Regions from separate parts of the Homo sapiens genome. Here region 1 is linked to region 2. A link is an interaction called in ENCODE POLR2A ChIA-PET data of the cell type or tissue named here. Cell type or tissue: MCF 10A. All regions are shown on one strand. Each heading gives the region's core, and the rest is flanking DNA. Links, peaks and the distances in the headings are about the cores only.

The links. ChIA-PET counts read pairs that join two places held together with the same protein. Peaks named below come from ENCODE experiments on the same cell type or tissue, not always from the same donor. Only the 100,000 strongest peaks of a DNase experiment are listed, where the experiment ranks them.
Region 1: POLR2A ChIA-PET joins it to region 2 with 17 read pairs; 2 of 35 experiments call an interaction of 5 or more read pairs at or near these places.

Annotation. Positions count from the first base shown.
Region 1 is chr7:102,056,956-102,072,939 of GRCh38, reverse strand. It overlaps CUX1 (cut like homeobox 1), which reads right to left. Exons shown (of 24, transcript NM_181552.4): 4 at 2,523-2,601. Among named protein-coding and RNA genes, the nearest start is that of SH2B2, 220 kb to the left of the region's middle. RefSeq lists a silencer at 4,940-5,130 and enhancers at 8,418-9,134, 10,428-10,727. In MCF 10A, for the core only: no CTCF peak of the experiment used is centred there; DNase peaks (open chromatin) are centred at 8,319 and 8,929.
Region 2 is chr7:101,875,771-101,891,754 of GRCh38, reverse strand. The region is part of intron 1 of CUX1 (cut like homeobox 1); the gene reads right to left. Among named protein-coding and RNA genes, the nearest start is that of CUX1, 66 kb to the right of the region's middle. RefSeq lists enhancers at 798-1,508, 6,846-6,895, 13,909-14,714 and silencers at 6,226-6,275, 8,007-8,174. In MCF 10A, for the core only: no CTCF peak of the experiment used is centred there; DNase peaks (open chromatin) are centred at 8,664, 9,444 and 10,374.

The sequences.
Region 1 (15,984 bases), core at 5,201-13,200, 180 kb before region 2:
TCAAAGAATGAACTCTTTCGAAACACAAAATAAAATTTCTCAAAGCCCAGGTCATGCTTTTTCTGTAAATTCTTTATCCCTGCGTCAGTATGGACATGACATAGTCCAGAGAGAAAATTCTCAGTCACTACCTTATGCACAAGAAAATGCCAGTGATGCCCGCCAGGCTGCTGATGCCCGAGGGACAGTGCTCTTGAGGCAGGAAAATAGGGTCTGCAGGCAGGGAACCAAAGGCTGATTCACCCTGACTTCCTAGAACTAAATCGAAGGAAAAACCCCCACTTGCCACGCCTAAGTAACAAAAGGACCAGCGTCTACTTCCTTTGCAAACCTCCACCTTTTCTGCCCTGCAGATGGGAAATTGAAAGTACCTTTGATTAGTTGCTTTCTGCAACCAATCAGATGTTTGCAGAGAAGCGTAACTTTGTAACTTCAGCCTCTGATTGGTTGCAACCAACCAGACTGATTGCAGGGCCAAGTCTTCGTTCGCATAGAAGTACAACTTTGTAACTTCAATTTAGCCTCTGATTGGTTACTTTCCGCAACCAATCAAGATGTTTGCATAGGAGTGTGACCTTTATAACTTCACTTCAGCCTCTGGTTGGTTGCTTTCTGCAACTGATCAGACTGAATGAGGGCCACCACTTCATTTACATGGGGTGAACACCAATTGCCAATGGGAAACCTCAAGGGGATATTTAGACCCGAGAAGAATCTGTATCTGGGCCCTTGAGCGGCTGCTCAGCCCACTCTCACCCTGTGGAGTGTACTTTCATTTTCAGTAAATATCTGCTTTTGTTGCTTCATTCTTTCCTTGCTTTGTGCATTTTGTCCAATTCATTGCTCAAAACGCCAAGAACCTGGACACCCTCCAGTGGTAACACTCTGATCCATTTTACTGTGAAGGAGCCTCCTCGTGAAGCTCAGTCAGGTTCTTCAGGGAACTCCTAGTCAGATACAAACTCTCACAGAAAACCAAAAGGCTAGAATTTGGAACCAATAACTAGATAAGCTCCTAAGACAGCAAAAGTTTAGAACAAAGCAAACCATTCTCTACGATTAGGCTGTTCCCTGACCCTGTTCCATTTTACAGATGAGAACACTGAAGTCCAGAGAGGAAAAGGAATGTCATCCAGGGAAGGAGAATCTGGGTCTCCTCATTCCCTGTCCGAAGTGCTTTCTGCCATCCCGTGTTTGGTGTGACCTCTATTAATCCCAGCTCCAAGAGGGGACAGCAAAGCCCGTGGTAGACCTGAATCAGAACACAAGTACAGGTACAAAGGAGACCTGAGTCTGCCTCGCTCTGTTAATGTAGCTCTAATGATGTCAATGATATTCAGAGAATTGCTAACAAGGGCAAGGGCACAACTGTAATGGGTGGGGAGGGGAGGGTGGTGGTAATTCCAATTCTTTGCTTGGCAGAAAAAGGCATCAAGTGACTTTCCTAATTTTCTGATCAGCATCTCTCCAGGGCTGAGCTGGGCCCCACATAGTTATGTCCATCACCTTACTCCAGATTCTAAGGCAATCGAGGACCCACAAACAGGACCAGAGAGTTCAAGGCACTCTACCTGCCTTCTCACTTTTCCAGAATAAAGAATCGGAAGCCATCACCTCTTAGAATGCCTCACAAACATATTTAAATTTTAATTCTTCAATCCCTCTAAAAGAAGAAACAGGGCCAGGCGTGGTGGCTCCTGCATGTAACCTCACAGCACTTTAGGAGGCTGAGGTGGGAGGATAGCTTGAGCCCAGGAGTTCGAGACCAGCCTGGGCAATAAAGTGAGACCTCATCGCACTCATTGTACAAAAAATACAAAAATTAGCTGAATGTGGTGGCACGTACCTCCCAGCCACTTGGGAGGTTGAGGTGGGAGGATCGCTTGAGCCCGGGAGGTGCAGGTTGCAGTGAGCGGAGATTGTGCCACTGCACTCCAGCCTGGGCGACAGAGCGAGACCCTGTCTCAAAAATAAATAAATAAAATTAGAAAAAAAAAATAAAAGAAACAACTGATATACTTGGTTGTAGCTGCAAGGATTATCAGTTACCCTCTGCCCATAACCCTTAAGTGAAGGGCTTGTCCAGGGGCCACTGATCTTGGATGACCTGGCAGGGGAGCGGGACACTCCAGGTGTCTTAGTAGGGCCATTCCTAAAGTCTTAAAGGTGGCTTTGGGCAATATGAGGGACTTCCACACAGCATACACACATCAGGTCTGCATCTTCTCTGCAGTACGTGCAGGGTTTTATGCTGTAGCCCCAGAGATTTGGATCTCTGCTTTTACGAAGTCATCCCCTAGAGATTACGTGAGTACTTCAACAAGTGCATCCAATTTCCCTCCGTACCCAAAGTCTGGGTTGTGAAGAATTCATGTGTCCTGCACTCCCTGGTTTCTTGGGGGGAAGTTGCCACTGATGGTGTATTTATTTTCCTTAGGAAAGCCAAGAAGAATGAGCCAAAAACCCACCGACTCACCAGACACAACGCCCCCCACTGGTGGGCCATTACTGCCGGGGCTTACCTGGGACGTCAATCAATCTTTTGTAGACATTCAAGAAAGCTGCTTCAGCTTCCTTGCTTCTTTTACTCAGTGCATCAATCTGAAAGGGAAGGAAAGAAAGAAAAGAAAAACAAAGAGCTCAACATTTGTCAAGAGGTAATTTACAAAGCATTACACATCTAGTGAATTCCCGTAGCAAGGGAGATGCTTGACAACTGGGCTTCAGCCTCTTAGAGGAAATGCCTGCAAACACAAAAGGACCCTGTTCATGAAGGTAAACAAGGGAGGAGCAGAGATTTGGGAGTATGGAGCCATTCACTATACAGCAGGGAACACTGGGTGGGTCTTCCATAGAGAATGGTCTGGCGTGCCCTTCCTGGTCTTTTGTCTTCTCCAAATGCTGACTTAAGAGCTGGCCATGTGCTAGACACTGCTGGGGATCAGAGGTGGGTGGGAAGAGACAGTTCCTACCCCCAGAAGCTCAGGGTCTAGGAGGGAAACAGGTATGTAATTAACAAGTAATTAAATCCCTGGGGACATGCAGAAGGGAACTTCAGGCAGTAAAGTTGTGACCTTAGAGCAGAGTCTTAAAAAGCATTTCACCCAGGTGGACGGGTAAGATGCTGCATGTAAACGGACGAACACATTCAAATCCCAGGAGCAAAGAATTTCATAAAATTCTCCTTTTTTTGAGACAGAGTCTTGCTCTGTCGCCCAGACTGGAGTGCAGTAGCACGATCTCAGCTCACTGCAACCTCTGCCTCCCAGGTTCAAGCGATTCTTGCCCTCAGCCTCCCAAGTAGCTGGAATTACAGGTGCCTACCACCATGCCAGACTAATTTTTGTATTTTTAGTAGAGACGAGGTTTTATCATGTTGGCCAGGCTGGTCTCAAACTCCTGACCTCAGGTGATCTGCCCGCCTCAGCCTCCCAAAGTGCGGGGATTACAGGCGTGAGCCACTGCGTCTGGCCTATGTGTTCTGTTTTAAGACACTCATTTGCATGTCAGCTTGTGCTCTATTCCTGGAGTCCAGATTAAGAGTCCACCAACACGGCTACAACACACCATGGGGCATAGGGGACCCACGAGAGTCTGCCAGGTGGGAACGCGGATACATATGCAGGAGCTGTGGGTGACGCAGCTGGACAATCAAGTGGGGTGAGATTTTGAGGGGCACAAGGGTGCATGGTGCAGGGAGACCCTCATCACCTGAGCAGCGGTCAGGGTGGAAAGAGCACAGGAGGGGGCAGGGAGGAAGAGAACCCTCGGACGTCACTGCTTTCATCCGAGTGAGATGCGCTGGGCAGTGGTTGTGGGTGTCGAGGAGGAGGAGAGGGCGGCTGGAGAGATCAGCGACACACACAGTTGACGTGAGGCCCAGAAGAACCAGGTGAATTGAGGACGGTCCCGGGGATTCCAGATTAGGCAACTGGCAAGGTTTTGCGATGGTGGCCAGGATTGGTTTTGTGAACTGACTAACTGAGCCAGTTTCCTCTAGTGTAGACGTCTGTTCATCAACTATGCTGGACGCATATGCAAAGAGCCTGCCATGGTTGGACTGACTTGTTAGAATATTTAGCTTACCTACACACTTGCTGAGACAACAGATCGCACTTTACAGCCGAAACACGCAAGACTGCACATGTACCAATGTCATACTGGCTCAGGCAAAGGACAGGAAATTATATATTCCGTCTGTCCCCTCCTAGAACTATGCTGTCTCCGATGTTATTACAGAGGCAAAGGATGCGGTTTAATTACAGGGCCTCTCACCTGAGCCACCGGGCAGTTTGTTAAGGGCTGAGAGAGGTCTCCTGATTAAGGATGTGGGGCGCTCAGAACTGGGGGACGATGGCTAGTGGGAGCTGGGCCTAGAAAATCGAACACATAGCAGCCTAGCGCAATGCAAGCATTTCCAACTTCTAACAAGCTGTGCACCAAGATTCCAATTTGAAGTCAATTGTTTGGAACTCAGACACATTTCCACCCCCTCAACCCGATAAGATAAGGCTGTGATTCTGGGCCAGGTGTGGTGGCTCACGCCTGTAATCATAGCACTTTGGGAGCCAGAGACAGGAGGATGGCTTGAGCCCGGGAGTTCAAGACCAGCCTGGGCAAAATAATGAGCTATCTACAAATTAAAATTTAAAAATAAAAATTTTACAAAAAACAAAAAAATTAGCTGGGCGGGGTGGCAATGCACCTGTAATACCAGCTACTTGGGAGGCTGAGGTGGGAGGACTGCCTGAGCCTAGCAGTTCGAGGCTGCAGTGAGCTGTGTTCGTACAACTGCACTCCAGCCTGGGCAACACAGCGAGACCATGTCTCAAATTAAACAACAACAACAACAACAAAAAACAAGGTTGTGAATTTGGTGTTGAGTAGAATCTCAGAACAATATGCAAGGACTTTTTTTTGAGATGGAGGCTCGCTCTGTTGCCCAGGCTGGAGTGCAGTGGCGCAGTCTCAGCTCACTGCAGCCTCCACCTCCCGGGTTCAAACAATTCTCCTGCCTCAGCTTCCCAAGTAGCTGAGACTACAGGAGTGTGCTACCATGCCCAGCTAATTTTTTTTTGTATTTTTAGTGGAGACGGGGTTTCGTCATGTTGGCCAGGCTGGTCTTGAACTCCTGACCTCAGGGGTCAGGCGAGATTACAGGCATGAGCCACCATGCCTTGCCTACAAGGACTATTAATATGACAAGACCATGCCTTGTTTTTAAAATAACCCCCTCCCCCATTATTAGCAACTCATGCTCATTGTGTGATCAGAAAAATATCAAAAATATAGAAAAAAAATTTAAAAGTATAATTGAAATCCTCCACTCACCGGCAGGAGTCAGACTATCAGGTCTTTATTTCTATTTTTTTTTCCTAATTATATAAAAAAAAAATAGAGTTGTGGTCAGGTGCGGTGGCTCACACCTGTAATCCCAGCACTTTGGGAGGCCGAGGTGGGCAGATCATGAGGTCAAGAGTTTAAGACCAGCCTGGTCAAGATGATGAAACCCCATCTCTACTAAAAATATAAAAATTAGCCGGGCATGGTGGCGTGCACCTGTAATCTCAGCTACTCAGGAGGCTGAGGCAGGAGAATTGCTTCATTTGTACTCCGGAGGTGGAGGATGCAGTGAGCTGAGATCACACCACTGTACTCCAGCCTGGCAACAGAGCAAGACTCCGTCTCAAAAAAAAAAAAAAAAAAAAAAGTTACATGAAATGCAGACACACAGGCAAACAAGAGACAGATGTATTATACATTAAGAGTGGTCTCAGACTGGGGGTGGGTGGGAAGGAGGGGCTGGTGGATGCCAACTGAAGGGTGTGGGATTTCCTTTTGGGGTGATGAAAACATTTTACAATTGTCTGTGGTGACAGCTGTGCAACTTTGTGAATATCCTAAAAGTCAATGAACTCCAGACTTTAAATGGGTGAATTATATGGTATGTGAATTATATCTCAATCAAGCTGCTTAAAACGCGTGTGTGTATGTACGTACTTGAAATCAGCCTATACGTAAGATAGTGTGTTGTGTTTTCTTTCCCTGTCGTATCATGTATCTTTCTCAGTATCTATTACAAATTTTGGGAACTGTCTAAATGGCACTGTTTCAACTGTACCTAAGCCCACATATTATAGATGTCTAGAGTAAGCAACGGATTTGGAGTTGCTTCTCCAGATGAATTGGAACGCAACCTGGGGCTCTTCTAAGAGAGGCAGGTGGGTAGCAGAGTCTGTCCAGGAAGCTGGGCAGACGCCCTGGCTGCTGTCCGTACCGCTTGATGGCCACACAGAGGCTTCTCTTTCTGGCTTAGGATCTGCCTAGGGAGGGCCCCTCACTTCCGAGGTATTCCGACTCAGGGTACCGGGTGGCTGCGTCTCCTGGAGGCAAGGGCTGGGATCTGGAAGGATCCTGAACTCTGTCCTCCTGTCTCCTGTTTGGGTTATTCCCCAGGATGTGGGGTTTGGTAATTTGCACGGCACACTTCGGGGCTATAATGGGTTGAATTGTGTCTCTTGAAAGATGATGAAGTCCTGACCCCCAATACCTGTGAAGGTGACCTTATTTGGAGCTAGGGTCTCTGCAGGTGATCAAGGTAAGGCAAGGTCATTAGCCTGGGCCCTCGTCCAGTTGGATCCAATAAGGAGGAGAAACCTGGACACAGAAACAGACATGTAGACAGGTAGGATGTCACAGAGCGATGAAGGAGAGACTGGGCTGATGATCTACAAAGAAGAAGATGACCAGGAAACCACCAGAAGCTGGGACAGGGACACAGTAGATTCTCCCCTACAGCCAGCAGAAGGAACCAGCCCCGTGGACATCGGGGTTTTAAAACCACTCCACTGAGCCGGGCGTGGTGGCTGACACATGTAATCCCAGCACTTTGGGAGGCCAAGGCAGGTGGATCACAAGGTCAGGAGATGCAGACCAGCCTGGTCAACATGGTGAAACCCTGTCTCTACTAAAAATACAAAAATTAGCTGGGCATGGTGGCAGGCGCCTGTAATGCCAGCTACTCAGGAGGCTGAGACAGGAGAATTGCTTGAACCCAGGAGGCGGAGGTTGCAGTGAGCCGAGATCACGCCACTGCACTCCAGCCTGGCGACAGAGCGAGACTCCATCTCAGAACAAAACAAAAAAAAAACCACTCCACGTGTATCCATGTCATTTTATCTAAACCGGCATAAAAACCAAAAACCCCAGTGTTCCTCCACTCATCAGAGCTGTATCACAGGGACCAAGACTCTCAGTCCTCTCCCCGTGCCCTCTTCCACTAACACAGGGAAATTCCAGCCCAGTCCTGAGGAACACGGTCAGGCCGATGAGTTTAATGAATTCAGTATGCAAATGGACCATGAGGTTTCTTAAAAGAGATGACTTAAAAGATCCTTTTCTAAATGATAAAGTCCCCTCCGCTCCGCAGACAAGAATGGGCCTCAAGGCTGGGCGCAGTGGCTCAGGCCTGTAATCCCAACAATTTAGGAAATGGAGGCAGGAGTTCAAGACCAGCCTGGGCAGCAGAGTGAGACCCTATCTCTACCAAAAATAAAAATTAGCTGGGCATGGTGGCATGCACCTGTAATCCCAGCACTTTGGGAAACTGAGGTGGGAGGAGGGCTTGAGCCTAGGAATTCAAGACCAGCTTGGGCAGCATAGTGAGACCCTATCTCTACAAAAAAATACAAATTAGACAGGCACGGTGGTACACGCCTGTAGTCCCAGCTCCTCGGAGGCTGAGGTGGGAGGATCGCTTGGGCCCAGGGGTTCAAGGCTGGAGTGAGCTATGATTGAGCCACTGCACTCCAGCCTGGATGACCAAGTGAGACCCTGTCTTAAAAAAAAACAACCAGAATGACCCTGAAGTTGGAGTTTAGTCCATCCTCCCTCTGCAGCTCACCCAGTCTGTGGTAGGTTGTCCCTTTGTGTGACTTCCCTGCTGCAGCCAGTGACTTCCTAGTTCCGTGCTTTGCTTACTTGGAACACCCTTCGCTAACCTCTCCGTCCACTCAAAACCTATCTATGCTGCAAGACCCAATGCACACATCACTTCCTCCAGACCTCGAGCTGGGTTCCTGGGCTGTTCTGAGTCTAGAGGGAGGGAGGGAGCCTGGGCTTTGACTGCCAGCCCCACCTCCTCTGCACGAGGAGGGGACAGCAGCAGCCTCCAGGGCCTGGACGAGTCACTGACCTACCCTGGCAAGGGCCCCAGTACCAGACACAACACAGTGACTCTGCCACACAGAACAGCTTCCCCCCAGGTGTCCACATGGCTACCAGCCAGGAAGAGCATCCGTGGGAGGGAGGGAGGAAGGGACAGTGTCCTGCTCACCTTCATGCCCCCCACACACCCGCCTGACTCCCTGCAGGGAGCTCAGCCCATCCACTGCATGCCTTGGAGGTACAAGCCAAGGCTTGGTAACACAGCTCCCTCTGAGAAGGGGAGGGATCTGTGAATGAGCAAACGTCTAAGGTGAGGTCTTAAGGCAAGAATTGCTGAAGAGAGAATCCTAGGCTAGAATTCCAGCTACCTCGTGCCTGCCTGCACGTTAGCTTGAGGTAGGTACCGTGCCCTTAAAACCATTTAGAGCCGGCACCGTTGCTCATGCCTGTAATCCCAGCACTTTGGGAGGCCAAGGTGGGAGAGTCGCTTGAGCCCAGGAGTTCAAGACCAACCTGGGCAACACAGCAAAACTCCGTTTCACACACACTCTCACACAGACACAAAACTATTTGGAAGAAGCTAAACCAGGACGGATCTAGAGACGGTTAGACACTGGCCTGCAGCCTTGGGTAAAACCTGTCCTGCTCTGAGGGATCAGCCTCTTTTTCAGGCTCACCTCCTGCCATGCCTCACACTCCTGCCACACCCAGTCACTCCCAGTTCCCAGAACACATGAGCAATTTCCCCTCCGCCTGGAAGGCGCCTCCCAGGAATGCTACCCTGATCTGCAGGCTCAGAGCAGCTCCATCTCCCAGCCGCGGCCCCTCCCACCACCACCTGGGGCTGTCCTGGAGTTCTAGGATGACAGATAAGGCTGCCTGACTCAGGGATACTGAATTCCTGGAAAACTAAGCTGTAGCATCAACTGTTTTTCCTCCCGACCACGGGCACGCAGTGGGTGTTTAATATGCTTTTAATATCTTCCGCAATGGCCAACTGCATGGTCTGCAGATGTGACCCAAGGGTTCAGGAATCCAGGTTTAAATATTTATGAAAATGCTCAATATGTAAAGGGTTCTTGACAAGGCACGGTGGCTCACGCCTGTAATCCCAGCACTTTGGGAGGCCAAGGTGGGTGGATCACTTGAGGTCAGGAGTTCGAGACCAGCCTGGCCAACATGGTGAAACCTCGTCTCTCTTGACTAAAACTATAAAAATTAGCTGGGTGTGGTGGCAGGCGCCTGTAATTCCAGCTACTTGGGAGGCTGAGGCAGGAGAATGGCGTGAACTCGGGAGGCCGCGCTTGCAGTGAGCCAAGATCGTGCCATTGCACTTCAGCCTGGGCGACAGAGTGAGACTCCGTCTCAAAAAAAAAAAAAAAAAAAAAAAGAAAAGGAAATACTTAATATGTAAAGAGTTCTCTGTGTAGTAAGCATCTGTTTTGTGTGCTGTGAGATGATGACAGCCACTTGGCTGGCAGTAGCTCCTGGGAGGTGTCTTTCTCCACTGTACACACCCAACAGCGCTCTCCAGCTGTCTTCCTGCAGTGACCCGCACATCTGCACTAATGGCCGCTACTGGATTCCACGGTTATGTTTTCAGCAACATCACTTTCATAAGGCTGAGTTTTTTTTTTTTTAATGTAGTGTTACATTTATTTATTTATTTAGAGACGGAATCTCGCTCTGTCACCCAGGCTGGAGTGCAATGGTGCGATCTTGGCTCACTGCAACCTCCCCGCCCAGGTTCAAGAGATTCTTCTGTATCAGCTTCCCGAGTAGCTGGGATTACAGGTGCCTGCCACCATGCCCAGCTAATTTTCGTATTTTTAATAGAGACGGGGTTTCTCCATGTTGGCCAGGCTGGTCTTGAACTCCCGACCTCAGGTGATCCGCCCGCCTCGGCCTCCCAAAGTGCTGGGATTACAGGCATGAGCCACCGCACCCGGCTAAGTGTTACATTTAAAGACAAATGTGTAGTGCAGTGGCTCACGCCTATAATCCCAGCACTTTGGGAGGCCAAGGTGGGAGGATCGTTTGAGTGCAGGAGTTCGAGATCAACCTGGGCAGTGTAGCAAGATCCTGTCTCTACAAAAAATAAAAAATTGGCTGGGTGGGTGTGGTGGTGTATGCCTGTGGTCCCACCTCTTTGGGAGGATCCCTTGAGCTCAGGAGGTCAAGGCTCCAATGAGCTATGATTGCACCACTGCACTCCAGCCTGGGTGACAGTGAGACCCTGTCTCAAATAAAATAAGAGAAAGACAAATGTCTATAGGAAGGTATTTTAATCTAGCTCTCAATCAGTATCCGCTTATGATAGTATAAAAACTCAGTCTAGGTTTAGAAAACAAGTTTCATAGAAATCCACCAGATCTCTGAGATATGGAAGGGGTGAGAAAGTGCCCAACCATGTGAGTGCCAGCACGGCTGTGCTGTGGGTTCCCGGAGTCACATGGAATATGCTGCTGCCGCTCCCAACTACCATCTAGGCTCCCTGGAGGAGGCGTCACACATCGCTGCCCACTGCCACGTGACTTGTGGTGTAACAGCAACTTCCCCCTGGGTGCTTTCCCTCCTCAGTGATGTCAGGCATAGCCACACGAAATGCTTTGGCCAATGGTATGTAAGTGATGGTGTCTTATCTGAGCATTAAGATTTAAGAGCCAGTGTGCTCCCTCCCTCTGCTGCAAGGACCTTATAGGACCTACTTCCTCCACTGAGATCCTAGAATGAGGACCACCCACGGGGCTGGGGCACAGTCACAGCCAGCCCTAGTCAACATGACACATGAACAAGAAATGATCTTTGGTTGCCACAGGCCACTGAGATTTGTAGCAGTTTGTTTGTTACTGCAGCATAATCTAGTAAAAGCTGATGGTTACAGATCTCACGAGTTGGCCATATCTCTAAGAGAGTAACATACAGTGCCGGGCACAGTGGCTCACTCCTGAGCTCAAGTGATCTACCCGCCTCAGCCTTCCGAAGTGCTGGGATTACAGGCATGAGCCACTGTGACCGGCCAAGAAGTGCTGTGTATTTTGAAATAAAAAAGGCTCATCTCTCCACTGCACCACAGGGGCCTGGCCATGCCCATGTGGTAGGCAAGTCCACGCCACACACAGCCAAGGGCCTGGGCATGCTGTTGGCACATGAGGGTTTGATTTCCAGCTCCAACATAAAACAGGTGCTCTGCCTGAACCATTGAATTAACCTCTCTGGGCCTCAGTTTTTTCATCTGCAAAGTGGGGAGATACATCTTGGTTGCTGTCAAGATCAAAGCCGTGGCAGCCCTTGGAAAACAGTGAAGGAACCGCCGTCTCACCAGCTTCATTTCTCAGACGCAGAAACCCACCAAGTTACTTGGACCCTGGCTCCTGGCCCCTCCTAGGGATATGATAACATCCAGCATTGCGCACTGGGGCTGGGGGCCACATGGTCAATGGAAAGAGTGTGTGGTTTGATCAAAAGACAGACTTGGGTTTGAATCCTAGTTCCAGCACACACTGGCTGGGTGACCGGGAGGCAGGTTACTTAAATGCTGAAGTCTTTGGCTGGGCACAGTGACTCACGCCTGTAAATCCCAGCACTTTGGGAGGCCAAAGCAGATGGATCACCTGAGGTCAGGAGTTCGAGACCAGCCTGGCCAACATGGTGAAACCTGTCTCTATTGAAAATACAAAAATTAGCCAGGCATGGTGGTGGACACCTGTAATCCCAGCTACTGGGGAGGCTGGGGCAGGAGAATCACTGGAACCCTGGAGGCGGAGGTTGCAGTGAGCTGAGATCATGCCACTGCACTCTAGCCTGGGCTAGAGTGAGACACAGTGAGAGTCTGTCTCCAAAAAAAAAAAAAAAAAAAAAAGGCCAGGCGCGGTGGTTCACACCTGTAATCGCAGTGCTTTTGGAGGCTGAGGTGGGCAGATCACAAGGTCAGGAATTCAAGACCAGCCTGGCCAACATGGTGAAACCCCATCTCTACTAAAAATACAAAAAATCAGCCAGGTGTGGTGGCAGGCACCTGTAATCCCAGCTATTTGGGAGGCTGAGGCAGGAGAATTGCTTGAACCCAGAAGGTGGAGGTTGCAGTGACCCAAGACCATGCCACTGCACTCCAGGACTGGGCAGCAAAGTGTGTGTGTGTGTGTGTGTGTGTGTGTGTGTGTGTTTATTTGTGTGTGTGTATATATATATATGTATATATGTGTGTGTGTATATATATACTGAAGCCTTGATCTCTTCGTCCATTAAGTGAGGGTAGTAACTCCCTCCTTGTTGAGCTGTTGTGATTATAAATGTGGGAACCTCCTACATTAAGTATCTGACACCATCTGGATAGAAACCGGGTCAACAGCACTAACCTTCGCTAATAAATCCAAAGTCAGCACCTTTCTTTCCACCACACCATAGGTTATTCCCCGTCGTGATCAAATCAAGCAGGAAGCCAAGATGTGGAAAGTCCTGGAGGACCAGGACCCTAAGCAACATTTTTTTTTTTTGAGACAGAGTCTCGCTCTGTCTCCCAGGCTGGAGTGCAGTGGTGTGATCTCGGCTCACTGCAAGCTCCGCCTCCCAGGTTCACACCATTCTCCCGCCTGAGCCTCCCAAGTAGCTAGGACTACAGGCGCCCACTACCACGCCCAGCTACTTTTTTTGTATTTTTTTAGTAAAGACAGGGTTTCACCATGTTAGCCAGGATGGTCTCGATCCCCTGACCTCATGATCCGCCCACCTCGGCCTCCCAAAGTGCTGGGATTACAGGCGTGAGCCACTGCGCCTGGCCCCTAAGCAACATTTAAGACCACAGTGAAGACGGCATATTCAAGAACAATCCACTAGCCTCTATGCCCTGGGAGTTTACAAGCTAATGATTTAGAAATAAACACAGGCCATTAAAAGAATTTTCAAATCGATGAGCTCTGTCGGACTATAGGACAATAAAAATCAACAAAACTGCAGGGATATGATAGGGTAGTTTTGTCTCACTCGAAGTCTGGCTGTAGAATGTTTTCAAGAGCAAAGCATGGTTTGAAGGGCCACATTAAACACTAGAAGTCAGCTAAGACTGAGTCGGATGCTGTCCAAAACAGACACGTACGCAGGCCAAATCTTGAGGGTTTTAAATTTTTTTTTTTTTTTTTTTTTGAGATGAAGTCTCACTCTGTCACTCAGGCTGGAGTGAGGTGGCACGATCTCAGCTCACTGCAACCTCCACCTCCCGGGTTCAAGTGATTCTCCTGCCTTAGCCTCCCGAGTAGCTGGGACTACAGGCACCTGCCACCACGCCCAGCTAATTTTTGTATTTTTAGTAGATGGGGTTTCACCACGTTGGCCAGGCTGGTCTCGAACTCCTGACCTCAAGTGATCCACCCGCCTTGGCCTCCCAAAGTGCTGGGATTACAGGTGTGAGCCACTGTACCCGGTCCCACTTAGTAAAGTTTCTAAGAGGAAAACTAGAGAGGCCCCGAAGAAGCCGCTGGCTTGGAGAAAGGGTGTGGGATCCATAGAGGAGATTTGTGGCAGGGGACAGCACAAGATTAAAAGCCAAGATGATAAAAACAGCAACAAGCATCTCTATTCTCCTTGAGTTTACAAAGCCCTTCCAAGTACATCTGCCATTCTGGCTGTCAACATCTATCTGAAAGGCTGTCTTGGGGAAGAAAGATTAGCTGTCTTCTCTCTCCCCACAGTGCAAAACCAGCATGAGCAGGTAAATGCTCCAGGACAGCAGATCACAGCTTAGACAACAGGGAAACCTGCCTGCAGCAGGCTCTTCAGAGGAAGGAGGTGCTGGCTGCTTGCTCACCCCCGCTTCACTTCTTCCTTCATTCTGTCAATAAAGTCATTTAAGGAGGCTAAGATGTGCTAGGCTATGTTCTATTCCAGCCTATGGGAGACACAGATTCCTACTGCTGCTCCCAAAAAGTTTAAGATGGGGTAATGCTCCCCTCTCCTACCTCCCTCGGGTAAATCCCGGTGGGGGAGTGGGGCAGGCTTCCTAGGGGATAAATGCCTACCTGAGATTTTCACATCACCATTGTTGTGAGTAGATAATATATGTGTACAATAAAAAAATTGTAGATGTATAAAAACATACACATTCAGCAAGACTTTCACAATGCAAGATCAATATACGGGTATACCTCAAAGATAATGCAGGTTTGGTTCCAGACCACCATAAGAAAGTAAAAACAGACCAGGTACGGTGGCTCACACTTGTAATCCTAGCACTTTGGGAGGCTGAGAAAGGCAGATCACCTGAGGTCAGGAGTTTGAGACCAGCCTGGCCACCATCGTGAAACCCTGTCTCTACTAAAAATACAAAAAAAAAAAAATTAGCCAGGTGTAGTGGCACATGCCTGCTAATTCCAGCTACTCGGGAGGCTGAGGCATGAGAATCGCTTGAACCCTGGAGGTGGAGGTTGCAGTGAGCCGAGATTGTGCCACTGTACTCCAGCCTGAGTGACGGAGACTGTCTCAAAAATAGAACAAAAAAGGCAAATATGACAAAAAGAGCAAATATTGCAATGAAGCAAGTCACATAAATTTTTTGATTTTCCAGTGAATATAAAAGTTATGTTTGTATCATAGTCTATTAAGTATGTAATAGCTCTATGTCTCAAAAATGTACATATCTTAATTAAAAAATGCTTTATTGCCAAAATATGCTAACGATTATCTGAGCTTTCAGGGAGTTGTAATCTTTTTGCTGGTGGAGAGTCTTGCCTTGGTGTTGGATGGCTGCTAGACTGATCAGGGTTGTGGTTACTGAAGCTTGGGGTGACTGTGGCAATTTGTTAAGGCAACAATGAAATTGGCTAGCTTGATTGACTCTTTCGTTAACACAAGATTTCTGTGTATCATGCATTGCTGTTTGATAGATTTTTACCCACAGTAGAACTTCTTAAAAAATAGGAGTCAATCCTCTCAAACCCAGTCACTGCTTTATCAACTCAGTTTATGGAATATTCTAAATCCTTTGTTGTCATTTCAACAATATTCACAGCATCTTCACCAAGAGTAGTTTCCATCTCAAGAAACCACTTTCTTTGCTCATCATAAGAAGCAACCCCTCATCCATTCAAGTTTGATCATGAGGTTGCAGCAATTCAGTCACATCTTCAGGCTCCATTTCTAATTCTAGTTCTCTTGCTATTTCCCCCGCATCTGCAGTTCCTTCCTCCACTGAAGCCTTGAACCCCTCAAAGTCATCCATGAGGGTTGGAATCCATTTCTTCCAAACTCCTGTTCATGTTGCTATTTCAACCCCCTCCCATGAATCACAAATGTTCTTCATGGAATCTAAAATGGTGACTCCTTTCCAGAAGGAAAGGATTTCTATTTAATTTGCCTAGATCTATCAGAGGAATCACCATCTATGGCAGCTATAGCCTTACAAAATGTATTTCTTAAAAAATAAGACTTGAGTGTCAGAATTACTCCCTGATCCATGTGCTGTAGAATGCAGGTTGTGTTAGCAGGCATGGAAACAACATTCATCTTGTACATCTCCACCAGAGCTCTTGTTGACCAGGTGCACTGTCAATGAGCAGTCATATTTTGAAAAGAACCTTTCGGCTAGGCGCGGTGGCTCATGCCTGTAATCCCAGCACTTTGGGAGGCTGCGGCGGGCGGATCACGAGGTCAGGAGATCGAGACCATCCTGGCTAACACAGTGAAACTCCATCTCTAATAAAAATACAAAAAATTAGCCAGGCGTGGTAGCACACACCTGTAATCCCAGCTACTCGGGAGGCTGAGGCAGGAGAATCACTTGAACCCAGGAGGCAGAGGTTGCAGTGAGCCGAGATCGCACCACTA
Region 2 (15,984 bases), core at 4,114-12,113:
CAAATTCAGAATTCAATCAAATGCCACCATCTCCATGAACCCTTCCCTATTCTCCCTGGCCAGAAGTCACATTCTGGATGGTTTCTGATTATGAGTGCGTCTTCTATGACCCTGCTAAATACAGCTCCAAGAAGGTACGGGCTGTCTTATTGATCTCTGGGTTCCCCACAGCACCCCATGCAGGTCAGAAGTAAACCCCGATCATTAAGTGAGTCAAGGGATCCAGTCCTGGCTGGGTGTGAGGGCTTATGCCTATAATCCTAGCACTTTGGGGAGGCTGAGGCAGGAGGATCACTTGAGCCCAGGAGTTTGAGACCAGCCTGGGAAACAACTACTTATGAGGCCTTGTCTCTAGAAAAAATACAAAAGTCAGCTGGGCCTGGTGGTGAGCACCTGTGGTCCCAGCTACTCGGGAGTCTGAGGCGTGAGGATTGCTTAAGCATGTAAGTTAGAGGCCACAGTGACTTGTGATCAAACCACTGCACTCCAGCCTGGGCAGAAGAGCAAGACCCTGTCTGAAAACAAACAAAACAACAACAAAACAAAATAAAAAAACAGATCCAGTCTCAGACTCCAAACAGCCAACTTCACTGAATTAGAGTCCCAAATGAGACAAATAAAACATTTTTGGTGTCTACCTCTAGTGGTTAAACGTCTTTGAGAACAGAATTACAGGGTCCATAATAACTCTAAAAGATACTGCCATAGAGAAGTATTCAAAATGTGACACAAAATCATATTCCCCCCGCCCCCGCTCAAAAAAAAAATCCTGCTAAGTGATCTAACACTAAACAAGAATTAAGACATCCTACTTAAGTGACAAAAGAAGAGTTAAAAATAAGCACCAAACAACAGCCTAAACAATGTCAGGCCACACTTCAGAAATAAAAAAGGTCTCATATGAGTGTGTAAAGTGAGAAGCAGGAGATGGTGACGGTAACAGCCACAGCCTGGAAGAGTTCGAGGTTAACTTGCCCAATTCATTAACTAAATAGAGGTTAAATCAGAGTTTGAATGAATACAATTCAGAAAATGGAAGGGTAGATTTGTGTCCCAGCAGTGAGTAGAAATACGCAAGCAGAAACAAGCTGCTATTTTCGCACCAACCTCTCTATATATTTTATAAAAGGGACTCACCGTTTTTCCCCGTACTGACCCGCAAAACCAGCAGCTTAAAAAAAATGTAAGGCGCGTGTATCACTCTGATCCCAAGAACAAACCTGGTGCCGGGCCTTGCTGAGCACTTTGCACCCCTCATGCTGATTCCCACGAAGGACAGGCTGCAGGGTGGGCTCTCCTAGCCAGCTCTGACCCAAGGCGGGGGTGGAGGGGGGGACAGCTGTCCTTCATGTGAGCTCTGAACCCCGAGTCTCTCATGTCCCCATTTTGACCATGGTTGGGGATTTTAGCACCTCTGGACCTAACACCCTGTCCCCTTCCCTGGCCAGCCCACTCTCATCCCACTGTGCCGGTTTGGGGGACACTGCTGTGAACCAAAAGACTCCCCACAGCCCCCCTATTCTTTGAATCTCTAAACACTGCCGGCTTCAGGGCTCCCCGTCAACCCCATCTGCCAAGACACCGATTATCCCACGCTGGCCTTCCCTGATACTGAAGCACGTTCCTTCAAATGTCAGCCAGTGTTTTTCCTCGCACCCTCTTCCTCCAGCCAGTCCCTGCCACTGGCCTTCTCTCTCCCTAAATCCCCGGGGGCACCCCACCACACACTGGCGGGAGTGGTTCCACCATCAAGACAGCTGCCTCTCTGCTACAAAGACCCTGGTACCCCGTAGTGAAGGTGGAAAAGCTTAGTTATCCAGAAAACAGAGCATCTCAAGTCACTGGGATCGCGAGAGAGTTTCAACACCCTACAAGCGACTTGTAAGAAGGCCGCATTTGCAACTGCAGAGTTCCCTCTTCCAGGAAATTACTTCCTGAACACTTTACCTGCACCAGATGTATTTATTTGTTTATTTATTTTTTGAGATATAGTCTTGCTCTGTCGCCCAGGCTGGAGTGCAGCGGTGTGATCTCGCCTGACTGCAACCTCCACCTCCCAGGTTCAAGCAATTCTCCTGCCTCAGCCTCCTGAGTAGCTGGGATTACAGGTGCTCACCACCAGGCCCAGCTAATTTTTTGTATTTTTAGTAGAAATGGGGTTCCACCATGCTGGCCAGGCTGGTCTCAAACCCCTGACCTCAAGTGATCCGCCGGCCTCGGCCTCCCAAAGTGTTGGGATGACAGGTGTGAACCACTGCACCCGGCCCACTGGATGTTTTTAGAAGGAGAAAAATCGGTTTACTTTTCTCAAGGCCATTTTATGAATCCCATAAAGCTGGAAGTAAGTAAAAGTGTTTTCCAGCCTCAAAGGCCAATGTGCACCTGGAATAGGGAAAAAGCCACAGGGCTTTAGAAGGAACAGTACTGTTTTTCTACAAACTATCCAAAGACCCTCGGGAAACGATCTCTCTCAGCACTTTTTTTTTTTTTTTTTTTGAGACAGGGTCTTGCTCCATTGCCCAGGTTGGAATTTAGTGGTGCAATCATAGCTCACTGCAGCCTTAAACTCCAGGACTCAACCAATCCTCCCACCTCAGCCTCCTAAGTATCTGGGATCACAGGTACACATCCAACTCATTTTTTAATTTTCTTGTAGAGACGGGGTCTGGTTATGTTGCCCAGGCTGGTCTTGAACCCTTGACCTCAAGCAATCCTCCTGCCTCAGCTTCCCAAAGTGCTAAGATTACAGGCATGAGTCACTGCACCTGGCCAGCATCAGTTTTCTGATATGCAAAATAGAGGTGATACCAACTTTGTAGGGTTTCTGCAAGGAGTGCCAAAATTCAACTTTAATGACCATCTCTTGGCAAGGTGTGGTGGCTCACCCCTATAATTCCGGCACTTTGGGAGGCCGAGGCAGGTGGATCACTTGAGGTCAAGAGTTCAAGACCAGCCTGGCCATCATGGTGAAATGCTGACTCTACCAAAAATACAAAAATTAGCTGGGTATAGTGGTGTGCACCTGTAATCTCAGCTACTCAGGAGGCTAAGGCATGAGAATCACATGAACCCAGGAGGCAGGGGCTGCAGTGAGCTGAGATTGCACCACCGCACTCCAGCCTAGGTGACAGAGTGAGACTCTGTCTCAAATTAAAAAATAACCATCTCTTGTATACCAGATCCCAGGGAGAAATAAAAGAATAAGCTGGATTCACTCATCCATTCATTTGTGCAAATGAGGCATCAGGCTGGCGGTATGAACATGGAGAAACAGAATAAACCAATGTATTAAGAGGGATATGTACATGTATATAAATCTACGAACAAGTCTGAATTTAACATATTATCCAGTGGAATTAAATGGGATAAAGCACAGTGTCAGGTACAAGGAAGACATTCAATAATTTTTTTTTCTTTTTTTTTGGAGACGGAGCCTCACTCTGTCACCCAGGCTGGAGTGCAGTGGCACGATCTCGGCTCACTACAACCTCCGTCTCCTGGGTTCAAGAGATTCTCCTGCCTCAGCCTCCCGAGTAGCTGGAATTACAGGAATGTGCCACCACACCCAGATTTTTGTATTTTTAGTAGAGACGGGGTTTCGCCATGTTGGCAGGGCTGGTCTGGAACTTCTGACCTCAGGTGATCCCCCCACCTCAGCCTCACAAAGTGCTGAGATTACAGGCGTGAGCCACCACACCCGGCCTCAATAATGTTTATGGAACTCATTGACCCTCAGTGAGCTTTATTCGGGAAATCCCTAAATCCAACTTTGCACACTACAGGGTTCCTTGACATTGAATGCGTTCTCCTGGAGTGGGCACGCAGAGGGACCACGACATCTGGGCTTTCCGTAAACCAAAAGAGATCCGATGAATCATAAGCTTCTAAACAAAAAAAAAAAAAAAAAAAAATGTCACCGTCATCACCAGATCCAGTGGCAGGATTTGGTTTTTCAGTCCAATGGTCCTAAAAGCAAGAAATGTCGTATGACAGCCACTCCCAGAGGATGGTGCTTTACTGACTTAGCTGTGGGTCCTGCCCTGTCCACAGGGTGTATCAGCAGCCCTGGGGTCACGGAAATGCTCCCAATGCTGATGCCAGTGTCATGGGGAGCCCTTATCCTCCCGAATCAGAAAAAGAGGACATGGCCGGGTGCAGTGGCTCATGTCTGTAATCCCAGCACTTTGGGAGGCCGAGGCAGGAGGATCACCTGAGGCCAGGAGTTCAAGACCAGCCTGGGCAACATAGCAAGACCCTATCTCTAAAAAAATAAAATAAAAATTATCCAGGCATGGTGGCTCACACTTGTAGTCCCAGCTACTCAGGAGGCTGAGGTAGGAGGACTGCTTGAGCCCAGGAGATCAAGACTTCAGTGAACTATAATCACACCACTGCACTGTAGCCTGGCAACAGAGCAAGATCCTCTTTCTAAAAAAAAAGAAAGAAAAAAAAAGTTTCAAAAGAAAAGAAAAACAGATAACAGAGAATGGTTAAAAAGAAGAGTGAGTTTTGCCCCCATCGGAAAGAAAGGAAGATGCAGTCACAGCAACTCGGCTGCCCTATTCAGGGGCTGCCCCTCCTAGAGACCCCCTCCCCAGCAAAGCCCCTTCCAAACCGTCCCTGCAAAACTGTCCCTGCCAGCCCAGGACTCAACAACGCCCAGCAGTGTCCGGCACTGACCTCCTTCGTCAGAACATTTGCTATTGGGCCCCACGCTGTGCCTGGTCCATCCTTTGGGCAATGGTATGTGTTGCTCTGCTGAGCAGGGAGCGAAGAGTGGGGGCTCAGCAGGGTGGGGGCCATCCTGTGGCTGAGGTCTGGGGGCTCCTCTTGTTGCTGGTGAAGCAGCATCTACCCTTCAGCAAGCCTCCCATTTAGGTCACATGGCCAGAAAACACCCGTGGGCTCTCAAGAGTTTCCAATGGCAACAAGGCCAACCTGCCCATGGGAGAGAGGAGGAGCAGGTGGCCGTGCCCAGCCTCCTCCAAAGGCCAGGCCCACCTTGTGCCTGCGGTCCCTGCTCTGGGCACTTCTCCATAACATACTCAGGAACTAAATCCAGCCTCAGTGAGGCTGGCATGGGCTATCCAGGCATGCAGTGCACGTGTGGGTCCTCGCAGGGGACCCTAAGCCTTTCTTCTGGCAGGCACGGGGGCCAGGGGGCTTCTCCCCACGGGTATCGTGTTGGTGGCAAAAGCCTACACCTTGCCGAATGCCAAGTCAACAAAGAAAAGTCCACAAAAAGGTGGGTGCCGGCCGAGCATAGTGGCTCACACCTGTAATCCCAATACTTTGGGAAGCCATGGTGGACAGATCACTTGAACCCAGAAGATTGAGACCAGCCTGGGCAACACAGTGAAGCCCCATCTCTACCAAAAAAACTACAAAAAAAAATTAGTTGGGCATGGCGGCGCACACCTATAGTCCCAGCTATTCAGGAGGCTGGGGTAGGAAGATCACTTGAGCCCAGGAGACAGAGGTTGCAATGAGGTGAGATTGTGCCACTGCACTCCAGCCTTGGCAGGAGAGTGAGAACCTGTCTCAAAAAAAAAGAAAAAGGCAGTCCTATGGAAGGCAGACCCTGTAGGGTCACTGAGACATCTAAGAGGCACCGACAGCACCCCAAAAGGGTAACCACCCACATTCAGGGCCAGCAGGAGATCCAGAGAGGCCAGAGAAGTGCCTCACCTGTCACTTCCAGAGTGTCCCCCACAGAGGCATGGGGATCCTGGGGCCAGGCTGCACAGGCTGGAATTCCAGATGTGCTGCCTGCTCATGGGGGCCAGTCACTGAAGGACCCTGTGCCTCAGTTTCCTCTCCTATAAACGGCGGTGAAAATAGCATCCGCCCTGTGAGCTTGTGGGGAGAGACCGAGTAGCACAAGTCATGAGCTCAGAACAGGCCCTGGCACAGACTTAATATTCCGTGAGTGCAACGAGTGTTGTTATTCCTTCAAGCCAACAGCCTCGTCAGGGAGAGCTGGGCAAGATATCTTTGGAAAACATTAATATTTATTGAGTAGTCCACGAGACACAAAGAGGAAGTCGTCCGAGGCCATGCCTGCTCTGTGCTCGGGGAACTGGGGCAAGGGGACCTGTAGCCTCACTGAGCTGGCCTTTAAGGACAAGGGGACCCTGCGGCCTGGGCCTTCCTGGGGAGAATCCTCCCATCTTTCCATCTTTATTTTTTATTTTTTGGGACAGGGTCTCGCTCTGTCGCCCAGGCTGGAGAGCAGTGGTGCAATCATAGCTCACTGCAGACTTGACCTCCTGGGCTTGAGGGATCCTCCCACCTCAGCCTCCCGAGTAGCTGAACCTCCCACCTTTGGTTCTCTCTCTCTTCTCTCTTCCCCTTCTGACCCTGCAAGGGGACCTGCCTCTCCTGTAGCTTTAATCCAAAGGCCTTCTGGACTTCCCTGGTGGACTGTCACCATTGGCAGGTGACAGTCACCTCTGCATAAACATTGTAGGGGGGAATCTGGGCACTTGGTTCATTCCCCTCCTGGCCAGAGAGCCTCTGGATGGAGGCAGGGCATCCAGCCCCAATCAGGGCACGCCTGCCCTGAAGCTATCAAACACTTCTTAGTGAACTGGAAGATTCCTCCCAGACTCCCGCCAAAGGAGACAGACCTCAAAATGTTGGCCACATGAAAGGCTTGTGTGTAAAAATAATTCAGTTCAACAAATATTTCCGCTATATGCAAATCACAGAAATAGGCACTACAGAGGACATGCAGGGAGGGGAGGAGGCGAGTGCTTCAAAGAGCCTGGAACCCAGCGAGGAAATGAAAAGGTGGCCGAGTGAGGGCTCACAGTCGAGGCCTGCAGTCAGCCCTCCACTGTGACAGCATCACCAAAACCAGGCAGAACTGGAGCCGGGGATTCCAGAAGGCAAGGGGGAAACGGCTTCAAATCACTGAAGATCTCATTAAAACAAATCCTCTGTTTATCCAATGTTTATGGTGTCACTGTGTAAATATCCATTAAAGTGCCAAATCAAGAATTAGCACTTTCTATGCTAAAGTCAATGTTCTATATAATGCATAGAAATTTGCAAAAAGGAAAAACAGAGGACATTAAACGGAATTATCTGTAATCCATGAAACTGACAATCATTATGTATCTCTCTCAGGGATCACTGCCTATTCGCTATTCCACTTTCTTAGAGAAGCCTGCTTTCCCAGGCACTCTGGGAAGGTGTGGAGAGCATGAGTTTAACACCCACCCACCTCACACGGGGCTTTAAATAATTACCTGTCCCAAACAGCACAAGGTCTTTGGGATGAGGCCCCAACATGGCACATGGCCTTCCCTACCCCATCTAAAAATGAGTACTACAGCAATTACCGGACAGAAAAACACGTTATCTAATTATGGGAGAGGAGCAAGGAGCTCTGGAATCAGAAATTTCTGAGAACATTATCAATAAGACTGTAGGCTAACTATAAGTATATATCCCAATTACCTTGACTTGATCATTACACATTGTATGCTTACACCAAAACATCACAAGTACTCCATGAATATGTACAACTATTATGTATCCACAATAACTAAAAATTGGCCAAAAGCATGGCTCACACCTATAATCCCAGCACTTTGGGAGGCCAAGGCAGGAAGATCACTTGTGGCCAGGAGTTCACGACCAGCCTGGGCAAGTCAGCGAGACCCCCTAGCAAAATAAAATTTTAAAACTTAGCCTGGCATGGTGGCATGTACCTGCTGTCCCAGCTACTCAGGAGGCTGAGGTGGGAGGATCACCTGAGCCCAAAAGTTGGAAGTTGTAGTGAGCTATGATTGCACCACTGCAGTCCAGCCTGTGTGATAAGATCCTATCTTATAAAAAATAATAATAATTTGGGCCGGGCATGGTGGCTCACACCTGTAATCCCAGCACTTTGGGAGGTCGAGGTCGGTGGATCACTTGAGGTCAAGAGTTCAAGACCAGCCTGGCCAACATGGTGAAACCCCATCTCTACTAAAAATACAAAAATTAGCCAGGTATGGTAGCAGGCGCCTATAATCCCAGCTACTCCGGAAGCTGAGGCAGGAAAATCGCTTGAACCTGGGAGGGGGAGATCATGCCATTGCACTCCAGCCTGGGCAACAAGAGTGAAACTCCATCGCAAAAAACAGTAATAATAATAATTTAAAATTTCAAAAAAAAATTAAAGAAAAAGAAAAAAAAATAACTATAGATCAATTGCATGATCCATGGCCAGGGACTTCGTTCCTGCCCCCGACCCCTGTATTTCTTAATAGCCTCTGGCATGCTACGGGGATCTGTAACATTGGCTAATAAAAGTACAATAAACAGCAATAGCTTTAGGAACTAAAGCCAGGTTTTGTCTATGTGTACATATGATGAAAATCTCAGGCAAGCCAACAATTACTATCTCATGCTAGTTTCATCCCCATACAATGTCAATAGTTCTATTGTAAACAGAAATCACTGGCAGGATTGGGATGAAAAGGATGGCAACATTCCACATTCGGACTGTGTGACGAACTCACCCCATAACATAAATAACTTCATTTTTTAAAAGAATAATAATCATCAAGGTACATGAGTGCCACCCCTCCATATGACGAAAATTGCTGTGATAGGAAGATGACGAAATGAGCAAACATCCCCTTTGGAGGCTGACTTGAAACCTGAGCCCGAGCCAAGAGTGTTAGCGTTTGAAATCAGTCACTGGCCTGGACTCTAGATCCGCTCCCAGTGACTCAGGGCTATACATAAATCAAATGCCAAAAAGGCCAGCTCACCACCCAGAGGTGCAGCTCTCTGGAACACGCAGAACCAGCAGGGCCTTAGAGGCCCGAAAAAGGCTTTATCCCAGATTTTCAAATCCCAGGACAGCCAAGGCTGGGCGAGACAGGGAACAAGGAAACAAGGTCACTGGGCCAGTGGGGAAGTCCAGGCCTCCAGTGACCCCAGAGGGCGCCGGTCACCAAGAAAGGAAGACTCCATCCCACGCCCACAGAGAGGGGCTGGGCTTAAAGCAAGGACCCACGTGCAGATTCCTGTGTTGGCCCCTCTGGAAACATGTACATCAACAGCTGCTATATTCTGAGTACCTACTACTATGTGCAGAGCATCTACTGTGTGAGCCGCTCACTTGCTGAGTGAACCAGGCCCTGAGCTCCAAAGTGAAAAGGTGACGAGAGGTGCTAGCCTGAATGAAGACCAAGAACAGCACCCCGGCTTTATTTCTGTAGGTGTCTTCATGCACAAATGCCTTTAGAGTGGTCTTTTTTTCTTTTTTAATTTCTACACCTAAGTCACACTGACAGTAGCTGATCGTCATCACAAATTTTCATTTTATTTCAATTCCAGGAGGGTAGGTCTCTGAAGAGACACTTTTGCCAACTAGGCTAAGCCAAGTTGTGTGAGGGTGACTCTGAGATGATCCTATTGGTCAGCCGTCCCCTTCGCAACAGGGCGTGCTGAGTGACTGGTCACGAAATTCCCTAAGTTAGTGGATTACTTACTTATGTGGTATGCTTATTCACCAGCCTCATCTGCTTCTTGCTAGGAAACAAGTTCCTTTTTTGTTTGTTTGTTTTTGAGATAGGATCTCACTCTGTTGCCCAGGCTGGAGTGCAGTGGTGTGATCATGGCTCACTGCAAGCTCCCACCTCCCAGCCTCAAGCGATCCTCCCACCTCAGCCTCCCGAGGAGATGGGACTACAGGCGTGCACCACCAAGCCCAGCTGATTTTTTTTTTTTATTTTTGGGTAGAGACAAGGTCTCACTATGTTGCCAAGGTTGGTCTCAAACTCCTGGGCTCAAGCGATCCTCCTGCCTCAGCCTCCCAAAATACTGGGATGACAGGTGTGAGCCACTGCACCTTGCCCTGTGATTCTGTTTTATTGCCATAGAATGGTTCGGCTGTTCTATAAAAGCACAGGAATAAACCAATAGCATTTTTCCACTCCTGCCTCCTCCCTCAATAACCTCCACCTTCAAGGAGGTTTCTGGATGCCCAAGTGACAGAAAGTCATCAGTCCCCTTTTTCTCGGCAGGAGAACTGCCCAATCACATGGCCCTACAGCCTAACAGGTGCTGTCAAATCGCTGAAAAGGCAGGATAAGTTCTTGACAAATCGGTGGCGTCAGAAAATCAATTCCCAAATACCATGTAATTTACTGACAAGCCCACCAGGGCATTCATATTGGACGGGAACAGATTTCTTCCCTGAAAAAGGACAAAGATAAGAGCAAGAAACATATTTACATTTTGTCTGCAGACCCAAGCTCCTGAGCCAGCGAGGAGGAATCAAGGGAGGTAGTCAGTGTATCGCAAACAACTCGGGCCTGCCAGCGATGAAAATTAATGGGAAGGTAAGAAGCTGCTTTTGATGCTGGAAGAACTCCAGTAAAAACTGGTCTGTACATGGGAACACGGTGTCAGACTCACAGAGAATCAGCTTGTCTGACTTGTGGTTTTCTTGACAACATTCATCTTCTCTTGGCCTGATACAGGGCAATTAGTGCTTGTCAGCTGAATCATGTGTTATTAAGATCATTCAGGCATTTTTTAATTACGGTGAGCGAGACAGACAGTAATGAGATCTCCAGCAACTTTAACTTTCCACTTCCTTTTTAGATAAATCTTAAGCTGCCTTTTTTTTTCTTTCTTCCCTACTGATGTTTCAAAAGAATTGTTTATTCCTACAGGTAATACTTGTAACTCAGCCCCCGTTTCCCCTACCTCCAAGCAAAACATCAAACTGCGGGGGGCTCCCCCAAAATCAATCAAAGACATGTTTCTTACACATCTGCTCACTCTAATTGGACATGGGATGAGCAGCTGCTCTTTTAAAAATTGCTCTTAGTGGAGAATTTGGTTCTGGAGGACTCCTTGGGCCCACAGAGCCCCAACCCAGGACCTGGGGGTGGGGGGCCTGGCCTGGCTGGCTTCCATCCAATTCCTAAAGGGGTCATGGCCTGTGTTTCATCACGTGAACCCCACCGTCTTTCCAAAACCTGGTCTTCTTTGTAGTAACTCTTCCTGTCACGTGACACCAAAAAACCCAGGATGCATAAAAATGATTTAATCTGCTTTTATAGTCTATATTTCATTCTATTTGCTTTTAAATTAACAATTCTCAAAAAGGTTAAAGTACACTACCAGCTTCAACCTGAATCAGGTTCATCATTTCTGCCTTTTAAAATGCTCCCTTTACATCAATATTTCATTGAGGGAATCATTGTCCTTTCCTAGGAGATTTCAAATGTTTATGATCCCAGTTCCCACTCTTTATACAGCCAGGAGCCAACGTGATTTCTGAGCTATTCCTGATGAACCATCTGTTTCTTTATGAGGCCGATGAGAGGGGTCTGGGGAACGGGTGATAAGGAGAAAAGCCCCCAACACTCATTCTTGCCGGGAACGCACACCGTCCTCATTGTGAGCCATTGTTCCAAAGGCACCGAGTCTCAAGAACGTGAACTTCCGAAATTGCCAACGAGCTTTAATCCACAGTGAACGAGCAGGAAGAGAACTTTCTGAAGGAAACTTCTCCAAACCCAATGACCTGTTCCTCGGAGTTTTTTGTTTTTTCAATGTTCCTTTCAACGGTGCACATTATATAAACGCATTCTGGATATTCTCACACTTGGAGTTTTTGTGCCTTTAGTTGTTTTTAAAAAAACAGCCTTTTTAAAAAAAAATCAGCCTTTTCCTGTAGGTTTTTATACAATTCTAGACAAGGTATATGCTGCGATCCAAAAACGCCTCCTCTCCCCCAGCCCCCAGCAAAGCCACCTTTCTCTGCCACAGACCCAGTGGACTCCAGTTTGTCGCCACCCACCACCAAAGTCCACAAGTCAGGAGGTGGTAGAAGGGTCTGAGTGTGACTCTGCGGTCCCCTGTGCGCCCCCATGCAGAAGCAGGCTGTCCTGTGCTTAGAGACCCTGGGAGAACCCCACTCAGCCAGCTGGACGCTGCCTTGGGGCAGGAGCTGAACCTGCAGGAATCAATGCTGGAGCTCCACCAAGGACCCTGCGGGCGGGCCGCACGGCACCCAGGGGGCCACTTTTATCTCCCAAGAAGGCAAGGCCACAAAAGGAACTGACCACCCTCAACTGGGCCAGCCGGGAGAGCCCACTGTCAGGGGGGTCACACCACACTGGCTGGCTGGCCTCAGGCCTCCAGGGCAGGGGAAGTAAGCCCCAGAAGGCCGAAGACAACTGGAGCAATGGTAAGACCAGCCTCAACCACAGAGAGGGGCTCCCAGCCACAGGGAAGCAACTGGGACAGCCAACGGCTAGAATGCATTGATTTAGAACAATAAAGCGAAAAGTTGCATTATTTTAAAGAGCTAGAAACTAGAACTAAAATAGAAGAGAGGGAGGGGTCCATTCCAATTTCAAAGCAATTTTTAGAGTAGACCACTCTTTGTACAGGGGAGATCTGACAGACAGAAAGACTTTCATGTTAAAGCTATGTGAAGGGGGGACAGGGGAGGGGGCAAAGGGTTAAGGTCCCCCAAAGCTGAATGCAAGCATTCCCACTTCCCCACCCCCAACAAGACAACCCCAGGGACTCCTCCTGGGCTCAGATCAAGACTTCAGTTCAGCTGCAGGGAACAGTGTCCTCAAGATATGCTTGAAAAGGCTTTGAAATGCAACAGTTTCAGCTACTTAGGCATATTGGTTTGAGTTCCTGCAAAGAACAGACAGGGTCAGGATGGTTCCAGCACAGTACGAATGGGCTTCTCGCCCTAACAGAATTCTCGAAAAAAATACCATAGTTACTTCTACTTTAAGATCTCGTGACTGGGTGCAGTGGCTCATGCCTGTAATCCCAGCACTTTGGGAGGCCCAGGCAGGAGGATCACCTGAGGTCAGGAGTTTGAGACCAGCCTGGCCAACATGGCGAAACCCCATCTCTACTAAAAATACAAAATTGGCCCGGCATGGTGGTGCGCGCCTGTAATCCCAGCTACTCAGGAGGCTCAGGCAGGAGAATTGTGTGAGCCTGGGAGGCGGAGGTTGCAGTGAGCCGAGATCATACCACTGCACTTCAGCCTCGGCGACAGTGAAACTCTGTCTCTTAAAAAAAAAAACAAAAAAAGATCTTGTAAGCCGCTGGTGCGTCTTTTTTTTCTCTTTATTAATAGAATTTTTACAATCACATTGTATTGAAAAGGATCTGTTTTGAGGCTTGGAAATTGCACTGCTTTGAACAAAACTGCATCAAGGTGAGCTTTGCCAGACCCCAGCAGCGACGCAGTAATTGTGGGCTCAGGCGCACAGGGCCGGCTACTACGACATTCCCCCAACTTGGCCCCAGCCACACCTTGCCAGCCTTAGCGGCAATGACTTCAGTTTCTCAAACTAACTTTTCATCTAGCTAAGCTGCAGCCTGTTGCTGGCTAACTGCGAGGTTGGTCTCTAAAAGGACCCACCCCTCTCCTAGGCACACTCACTGACAGTCACTGCCTGTTTCCTACAAGGAAGTGGCGTTATTCCAAGTTAGTAAAATAACCAAGGGGAGGGGAGGGTCCTGTCCCACAGTAACCGATTTCATTGACTCCTTACTGCAATGTGCACTTCCACACCTACAAAACCAGGTGGTTTGTTTTGTTCTGTTGCATTCCTTTTGTGCATATAATTAGTGCAATCATGAAAGAATTAGCATTAGGGCCCTGGAGGACAGGGCTCTCTGCAGCCAGTGCTGGAGGGAAGGGGTGTAAACTGCTAAGTGTGGGTAATCTGGCAGTTCCTACAAATTCACAAACACTTAAGTCCCTGGGCCTGGCCCCTCTCCCTATAGGAATGAGTCCTGCAAATCGGCTTCCCCCTGCAGATAAGCTTGCACCTGTGTCAAACGGTGTACGCACAACATTCTTCAAGGAAGCAACCCAAATATCTATCAAAATGGAACCAAGTATATAAAATATACCTATTCATATCATTGAACAATGGTGTCGCTTTAATAAACACACACACACACACACACACACACACACACACACACACACACACAATTGGAGGGATTTTAATGTACTGATTTGAAAAGTGTAAGAAACACTGTTAATTTTTATTTATTTATTTTGGAAACAGAGTCTCGTTCTGTCACCCAGGCTGGAGTGCAGTGGGACGGTCTCGGCTCACTGAAACCTCCACCTCCTGGGCTCAAGCGATTCTCCTGCCTCAGCCTCCCCAGTAGCTGGGATTACACGTGCCCGCCACCATGCCCAGCTAATTTTTGTATTTTTAGTAGAGACGGGGTTTTGCCATGTTGGCCAGGCTGATCTCAAACTCCTGACCTCAAGTGATCCGCCTTCCTTGGCCTCCCAAAGTGCTGGGTTTACAGGCATGAGCCACTGTACCTGGCCTGTTAATTTTAAAAAATAAAAAGCCACTTGCACAAGAGTGTGCATGGCATGCTAGACTATGTGCATACAAAGGAGGGTGACACTGGTATTTGTTTCTGTGTATATAATGAAACTCTGGAAGGATACACACCAAAAAATCAACAACAGTGGGTGGGGAGGTAGGCAGATAGGAGACTTTTCTTTATGCTTTGTTTTTGGAACCAAGAGATTATATTACTTGCTTAAAAATAGGTAAGTAATACAAGAAATTCAGTGCAGTTACTGCTATGAATTGTTCCAACTTTTCTGGAAAGTAATGTAATGAAATGTACCCAAAGTCATAAAAATGTGCACACGCTGTTCACTTCTACTTTTAGAAATTTAACCTAAGAAAATAATCAGACATTAAAAATCATAGAAAAGCTGCACGGATGTACAAGGATACCCATCCCAACGTGGTGCAGAGTGGTAGTGAGGTCAGAAACTAGGAAAAAGATGAAAAAAAGATCAGAGGCCGGGTGCGGTGGCTCACGCCTGGAATCTCAGCACTTTGGGAGGCCGAGGCAGGCAGATCACTTGAGGTCAGGAGTTCAAGAGGATCAATTTGATGAAATATGAGAAATCATATAGTGGAAAACCATGTAACATGTCACTTCAAATACAGTGTGTGTGTGTATATATATATTAACTATCATTGAAAGATATTTTCTTTTTCATTTTTCTTTTTTTTTTTAGACGGAGTTTTGCTATGTTGCCAGGTCAGAGCACAGTGGCCCGATCTCAACTCACTGCAACCTCCACCTCCCAGGTTCAAACGATTCCCCTGCCTCAGCCTCCTGAGTAGCTGGGACTACAGGTGCGTGCCACCACGCCTGGCTAATTTTTTCTATTTTAGTGGAGACAGGGTTTCACCATGTTGGCCAGGATGGTCTCGATCTCCTGATCTCGTGATCCGCCTGCCTTGGCCTCCCAAACTGCTGGGATTACAGGCATGAGCCAGCGCGCCCAGCCGAAAGATATTTTCAATAGCACGGTAAACTCTAGGCTAGGACACAAAATTGTTGCAAATCAGGTTTTTTTTTTGTTTTTTTTTTAATCTGTCGCCCAGGCTGGAACGCAGTGGCACCATCTCGGCTCACTGCAACCTCCGCCTCCTAGGATCAAGCGACTCTCCTGCCTCAGCCTCCAGAGTAGCTGGGACTACAAGCGTGTGCCACCACACCTGGTTAATTTTTTATTTTTAGTAGAGATGGGGTTTCGCCATGTTGGCCAGGCTAGTCTCGAACTCCTGGCCTCAGGTGATCCACCCACTTCGGCCTCCCAAAGTGCTGGGATTACAGGCGTGAGCCACCGCACCCAGCCACAAATCAGTATTTGACGTGTTACTTCCACTCACCTAGCTTTCTGTTTACATAAGCCCACAGGGAGAAAATATCTGAATAATGCATCCTGGGACCAAACCATCGGCAGTCATAGGATTCATGGCCATCTTTACTCCCTTCACCATAATTTCTTGTAGTTTCTTAATCTTTACTCTCATTTTTTGCTTTGTAAAAATCAGAGAGAAAGTCATTTCCATTTTGGGAAAAAAAAAAAGAGTGCTAAATAGATGGTTGTTTTTCCTTTATTAGGCAAAAAGTCAGGCCTACGTAATA